Regions from separate parts of the Mus musculus genome. Here region 1 is linked to region 2. The links are chromatin contacts, found by Hi-C or POLR2A ChIA-PET in ENCODE. All regions are on one chromosome and are shown on one strand. Each heading gives the region's core, a stretch centred on a gene start or an enhancer-like site at or near the end of the contact. The rest is flanking DNA. Distances are from core to core; before and after follow the strand shown. Region 1 holds the start of Kifbp (kinesin family binding protein). Region 2 holds the start of Vps26a (VPS26 retromer complex component A).

Region 1 (3,538 bases), core at 852-3,351, 92 kb before region 2:
ACATGACTTTTCAAACAAATGAAGTTTCTTTTGGATTGCAGAAACTAAGCAATATTTATATGTATAATTCAACTATTATTTGGTTTAAATGGGCTTGTTGGGAAATGTTATCATTTTTACTATTTTCTACAGAGAAAATATTTTCCACTTTATCAAATAAATCTGGACTTTGAAATTACAGCCTGTTTTTATGTTCCAGCTGTCTATGTATGTTTTCCTGAAACTGTACATAAAATGTTTTTACATTAAAATGAATTGCTGTATAAAGTACTGCATTATGCCATAATAAAGATACCGATGCTTTATATTTAGTTCTTGGTGGCTTTTATTTTATAGCAGTGACTGCTAGGTCTGTAAATCTAGTAGCTTGGCTTGCCTTTTGTGTATACTGCATTAAAGCAGATCAGGTTATAACGGGGAGTTAGCCTTGGCTAAATTGTCATAAAAATGAACGCAATCCTATGTTAACATACCTTCACTGTCTTCAGACACACCAGAAGAGGGCATCGGATCCCCCATTACAGATGGTTGTGAGCCACCGTGTGGTTGCTGGGGTTTGAACTCAGGACCTCTTGGAAGAGCAGTCACTGCCATCCCCCCAGCCCTTCAGTGGGCCATTTTCTACAGGTTCATTTCTTGAATCATCCATTCAAGTTTTGTGAATTGCTCTCTTCCCCTAACATCCTATGTTTACCTTTCAATATGTATGTACATACATTTTAAGACTTAAAATAATTTTACATTTAATAAATGTTTTCAAGACAGATCTCACTGTGTATCTCTGGCTGTCTTGGAACTATGTAGACTTGTAGCACAACCAATTCTGAGCTTATCCCTGACCAGCTTACAAATAAGTGAGACTCACACTATGGTTATTTTATTTGGCTTTGACAATTACTGGGGGATAATCTCTAATCTATTTTTCCAACTGCTGACCTGGCTTCTTTCCCAGCAGTGTTCCCCCAAGTAATTGCTGTTTCTCCTGCCGTGTGCTCATGGTCCATCTCTCCTGGCTCTTGTTCTACTCTCTCCAATGCTCAACAAGGAAACCCACCTACCTCTGATCCCTGCAGTTATTAGCTGTAGCCTTTGTTGTTTGTTTTTGTTATTTCGAGACAGGATTTCTGTGTAGCCCTGGCTGTCCTGAACTTTGTAGACCAGGCTAGCCTTGTACTCAGAAATCCGCCTGCTTCTGCCTCCCCAGTGCTGGGATTAAAAGCGTGTGCCACCACGCCCGGCAGCTGTAGCCATTTTTTTTTTTTTTTTTTTTTTTTGGTTTTTCGAGACAGGGTTTCTCTGTATAGCCCTGGCTGTCCTGGAGCTCACTTTGTAGACCAGGCTGGCCTCGAACTCAGAAATCCGCCTGCCTCTGCCTCCCGAGTGCTGGGATTAAAGGCGTGCGCCACCACGCCCGGCTAGCTGTAGCCATTTTTATTTAACCAAATTAAGTTTTAAATTAAGGAATAAAGTTTGTACAACAAAAGCTGGTAAGCATGAGAATTTAATCATAGGCTACAGAATTTAGCATTACAATACATATCAACACTGGCCCCTGTGTCAGCCTGCAGATAATTGGCACCATGCCTAGCTCAGAGCCTTTATAGAATTTTCAGGGACTGGGCGGTGGTGGTGTGAGGTGGCTCTAGTAAGTAAAGGCTGCGGAGGCTGAGCCTGAGGATCTGAATTTGATCCCTGAGACCTGGGTACCTGGGTTGTAGTTTCCTACAACTATAATTTTTAACTGTGATAGCGTAATACATTAGTGGTGAAAGATTCTTGCCTATGAACTTGAGCAGTTATCGAAAGATGTTAGTGTTAAATTTCATTTAAGCTAGGGATTGACTTTACGATAGGCTAGTACCTTACCCCTAAGAATCATTCTGATTCTGAACATTTTTGTATAAACTACATTTTGGGATGAAGCAGGAGAAGCCATACTGCTCAAGGGTAGCAGCGGAAGGCTCTGTATTCCCTGACAGCTTCGTTTCCTTGACGACGGCTGTTGTGGCGACCAGAACATCCTCCCATTGGCTGCTGCCGAGCGTCTAGCGCTCCCCTCTACCGACTTCATTGGTCGGCGCTCCACAGTCACGACACGTCGTAAATGAAGTGTCGCAACGCGGAGGCCTCCAGTGGCTGCTGGTCCACGGACGGGGAGGCGGCCGTCAGCTCAGGCCGCGATGGCGAACGCTCCGGGGCCAGAGATCCGCGAGAAGTTCCAGGCAGCGCTGGCCCTGTCGCGGGTGGAGCTGCACAAGAACCCGGAGAAGGAGCCGTACAAGTCCAAGTACGGCGCGCGCGCGCTGTTGGAGGAGGTGCGCGCGCTGCTGGGCCCGGCGCCCGAGGACGAGGACGAGCCGGCTGCTGACGATGGGCCGGGCGACCAGGCCTTGGGCGCGGGTGAGCCCCGGGAGGCTGAGGGCCCCGGAGCGCAGCGGGCGCTGCGCCTCGCGGTGGTCGAGTTCCACCTTGGTGTGAACCACATCGACACGGAGGAACTGTCTGCCGGCGAGGAGCATCTGGTCAGGTGCCTGTCGTTGCTGCGCCCCTACCGCCTGTCGCTCGGCTGTGTGTCTCTCTACATCCAGGCGCAGGTGAGATGCTGAGGCGGGAGTTCTGCATCCAAAACGCTCCTCCTGGCTGCGCACGTCTCTCAGTTGGTTCAGTCCCCAGCATTGCACAACACCCGGCCTGAAATTCCAGTACTAGGGAGGCTGCGGCAGGAGGATTGCTTTGGGTTCTTGGCTAGCCTGGGTTTCATAGCGAAGTTTAGTCCCTTTTAATTTGTCATAACACCTACCCTCCATCTGCCTACCAACTCCCTCTGAGTTCTCGCCGCCTACTCCAGCCTCACTTGCTACTTTCCGTAATCCTGGGCAGAAAACCTAAGCGTCCGAATCAGCGCCTCCCAACCCAATGACAAGCTTAGTTTCATTCTGTGAAGAAATAATCCAACGGGATTCGAATGGAATGAACAGGACAAGGGATCGCAAGAATGATCCAATCTTAAATGTTGTTGTTGTTAATGGCCAAAATCTTAAAACTTTATTCTTTACCACATTCATCTTGTTTGCTCAGCAAGGAATTCGTACCTTTTCCTTAAACTGTCTCGACAACCTTTTAATAACTTTTTATTTTTTGTTTGTGTTTAGACATCCATTTGTGTCTGCAATGCTTAACTTCGACTGTCTTCACCTCCTGAGTGCTAGGACCCCCTCCCCCTTTTCCTTTCAGAGTCTTGTAGCCCAGGCTGCCTTTAACCCATGATCCCCCCACCTCAGCCTCCCTGCTGAGGTTATCGGAACTCTTGTTTGGACTAACTCTATCTGGTCCAAACTGATCTCACCTTCCATCCTTTACATTTTTATAAGCAGCAAGTGCGACTTTCTGCTCTGGAGAACATAACATTTCAAAATTCAAATAGTGGGTAGAGTTTTCCAGGCCCTTGGGTGTAGCTCAGTGGTACAGCATTTACCTAGTGCTCCAGGTTTCATCTCCACACTATGGGGGAAAAAAGACAGATAATGTCGGACTCTGT
Region 2 (3,401 bases), core at 497-2,996:
GCAGACCTTCTGTACAAAACCTGCATATGTGATGCTCATGGAGACCAGAAGAGGGCATCAGATCCCCCTGGTAAGGAGCCACTATTTGGATGCTGGGAATCAAATCTCATGCTTCTGAAGGGGTAGCCAGCAAGTGCTCTTGACTTAGCTCAGCCATCTCTCTAGCCCCAATCGATAGATTTTTGACAAGCATACCACACCACAGCAGTTTACAGGGGAAAGTATTTTGAGCAAATGGTGCTAGAACCAACAAACACAGTTAACCTTTCAGATCTTAGACTATGCGCAATTGTTTCTCTCTTTTGTTTCCTTGTAACAAGGTCTCACACTGTAGCCCAGGTCATTCAGGGGACTAACTGTGTAATCTCCAGGGGTCTTTTAATTCATGGCGATTCTTCTACTTCTTCTGTCTCCGGAGAGCTGGGATTACAGCTATGAACCTCTATACCTGACTTATCCTTCTTTATAGAGTGGGTGATGCTCCTTCATCCAAGCCATCTGCATCACAGGGTTTTAATCAATAGTATTTTGAGATCTAAACTCCCTTCTCTGTCCCCATACTATTTTACCCGTCTGTAAATATGACAGGTAATCTCCAATATTGGGAAGGCTGAAGGAGGACAGATGTGTTTCTTGACAGCCTGGGCTACATAGCATATTCCAGAGGAGCCTGGGACACCTAGTGAGACCCTGTCTCAACAATAAATATACACACAAACATCCATTCGTTCCAAAGCTCCCTGGCATAGCAATCTTTAAGATTTGTTTTCAGATAATATCATTTTAGGCAGATTTCTCCTGCATGCATGAAGGAAGTGCAGTGTTCCATCTGCAGCAATGCATAAAACCACCAGTGACTCCTGCAATTACAGCATTGGGAAGGCACTTTGGAGGTGCTCACTCTCCACTTGAGGCTAGCCTAGTCTACATGAGTACATGAGAACCCCTGTCTTACAAACAAAAGACTCATTTCCAGTATTTGAATTCTGTCGCGATTGGAGACCGAAGCCTCATTTTAACCTTTAAATATTTTAGACTTACAACTTGACACTCTACTCCCCAAGTTGAGTTTCGTTATGATAGGGCTGATGACACCCCTCCGCCCATAAATCTGAATGAAAGGTTCAGTTCCTAAGCCTTCGTAGTATTTCATCTATCCTCAGGTTTTCTGGGCCTCCACTACAATGACTGACTGGATCAGAGTGTTGGAGAGCTGCGTTTTGCACGCTTGCGAAACTTTTAGGAAGGGCTGTTGCCGGGGAGGGGGGGTAAGGAGGGCGGAACCGATTTGAGAGTACTGCCTCTCCGGCTTGGAAGGCTGCGTCACGAGCTATCCGTGGACTGCAAAGGATGTGCTTTAAAGATTAGCTTTTCTCCCTAACCGTCTCTTCGGAGGCCAACAATTCTCGGGGCTGAGGCGGGAAACAGATCAGGCGCAAAGGTCGGAACTGCAGCAAGCCCGCAAAGACACGCCTCCCGCACAAACCCTCGAGTCCCCCAAGTTTCCCTAGGGAAAAGGAAATGGGCGTGCCGGAGGGAGGAGTTTGACAGCGCACGGCTCGTCACGTGACAACTAGCTCTAGGGTTGCTGGACTGAGAAGACAGATCTTTGACTCCTCCCACCAGACGTCACCCACCCAGACCACGCCCTCAACCGAAAGGCGGGGCGGAGGAGCCCCGCCTCGAAACGGCCTTCCTGAAGGGCGGGGCCTCTAGCAGGGCGGGGCCTCTAGCGGGGCGGGGTGGGGGGGGGAGGGAGAAGAGGAAAAGGAGTGGTCACGTGCGGCTGATGGCCTACGGTCACGTGACGGGCGGCGGGGCGCAGGCACCCAGGCTGGGAGTTCTTCTGAGGGAAAGCCGAGTGGAGTGGGCGACCCGGCGGCGGTGACAATGGTGAGTGCGCGGCGGCCTGCCTGCGAGGTCGTCTCCCGCGGGGCCGTGGGGCGCGCGGCGGGACTCCCAACGGCGGGCGCGGCGCCGAGCCTGCAGGGAAGGGGCGCGGAGCGGTGAGGCCTGACGGCTGCCCGCTCCCGGCCAGGCCTGAGCACCTGCGGCCGGCGGCACTGTCCCGGCCATGTCGGAGCCTCTGCCCGCCTTCCTCGACCGGCTGTGGGGACCCTGGCTGGGCACCCGCAGCCCGCCCAGCCGGAGCTCGGCAGCCTCGCCTTCCAAGGTAGCCGAGGACAGTCAGTGCCCTCTCTCCCAGTTCCGGACTCTGGCGAGACCTGCTCACCTTCCTCGTCCCGAGCTCGATAGAGTCCGCTTATTTTCTTTAAGCTGGTTGTGGAGACATTCTGCGATTTCTTGATTCGGGTGGAGGCTTTTGGCACTTGTAGAATAGGAGGGGAAGGGAGGGGAGACAAGAGGGTGTCGGAGCCGAGACCCCTCATTTATATCTCCAGACGCCGATTTAAGCACTTGGTTTCACTTCCTTCCCTAAGCGATTTCTATAACTTAGCACTTTGGGATGTTGCAGTGTCTTGGGAGCCCAGGCAGGGATGAAAATCAGAGCACTTAACCACACTTAATGGAAAGCACCGTTGGGCGCGCTAGTGTTTAACTACGCGCCCGCGGTCTATAGATTAGAGCTCCTTTGGCTCGTGTTATTTAGCATATACTCCATGAGAGCCCACTGTGCGCTCCCCTTATACTACCCGCTCTTCCCAAGCTCGCCACTTTTAATAAACTGCTTGAAACTTCTCGTCTCAAGCCAGCCAGCCAGGTCTATTTTTAAAACGTTGCTTTGATTAAATAACTTTGAGTCAGAAATTATTTGCTTTCTCTAGGGTTTGGGGGGTGGGGGAGAAGTTCATTCAGGGAGCGTTTTCTTAAACAGTATTTTGGGTGAGTCCAGGGACAGATAAACAAGGCAAACTGCTTGCTTCCTTGCAGCTTACAGACTCTGGAGAGTTAAGCATTTGTTTAGATAAATTAGTTTAAGGTGGAAATTACAACTGCTGTAAATAACTAAGAAGGAATTAGTAGGCTGTTAGGGAGTCCTCCTTTCACTGTTTATAATTTGAAAAGAAAGCTTAAATTGCTCTCTTCTTGGTTACTTAGTTGAATTAGTCCTTCTAGTTAAGTTTTTTTTTTTTTTTTTTTTTTTTTGGTTTTTCGAGACAGGGTTTCTCTGTATAGCCCTGGCTGTCCTGGAGCTCACTTTGTAGACCAGGCTGGCCTCGAACTCAGAAATACGCCTGCCTCTGCCTCCCGAGTGCTGGGATTAAAGGCGTGCGCCACCACGCCCGGCCCTTCTAGTTAAGTTTAAGAGCAATTTTTTTTTTTATTTTTAAGGTATTTGTCAAACGAAATTGTAAAGCTTTAAAGCCTTTGTATGGGCACACATGTATGTATGAGAATTTGCTGTTTCATTGTGTGTGGGCTCAAGTGAATACATTGTG

Evidence for each region. Hi-C counts contacts between places; a loop is a spot of excess contacts on that map. ChIA-PET counts read pairs that join two places held with the same protein, here RNA polymerase II (POLR2A).
Region 1: POLR2A ChIA-PET joins it to region 2 with 24 read pairs in embryonic stem cell. The contact joins the promoter of Kifbp here to the promoter of Vps26a in region 2. A Hi-C loop is called at or near these places in 1 of 37 maps with a recorded cell type or tissue (T-helper 2 cell). POLR2A ChIA-PET finds 5 or more read pairs at or near these places in 3 of 5 experiments (Patski and embryonic stem cell).

The regions. Positions count from the first base shown.
Region 1 is chr10:62,577,020-62,580,557 of GRCm38, reverse strand. It overlaps Kifbp (kinesin family binding protein), which reads left to right and starts at 2,101. Exons shown (of 7, transcript NM_028197.2): 1 at 2,101-2,594. The coding sequence starts at 2,181. Ddx21 (DExD box helicase 21) reads left to right here. Exons shown (of 15, transcript NM_019553.2): 15 at 1-311.
Region 2 is chr10:62,485,150-62,488,550 of GRCm38, reverse strand. It overlaps Vps26a (VPS26 retromer complex component A), which reads left to right and starts at 1,746. Exons shown (of 9, transcript NM_133672.3): 1 at 1,746-1,893. The coding sequence starts at 1,891.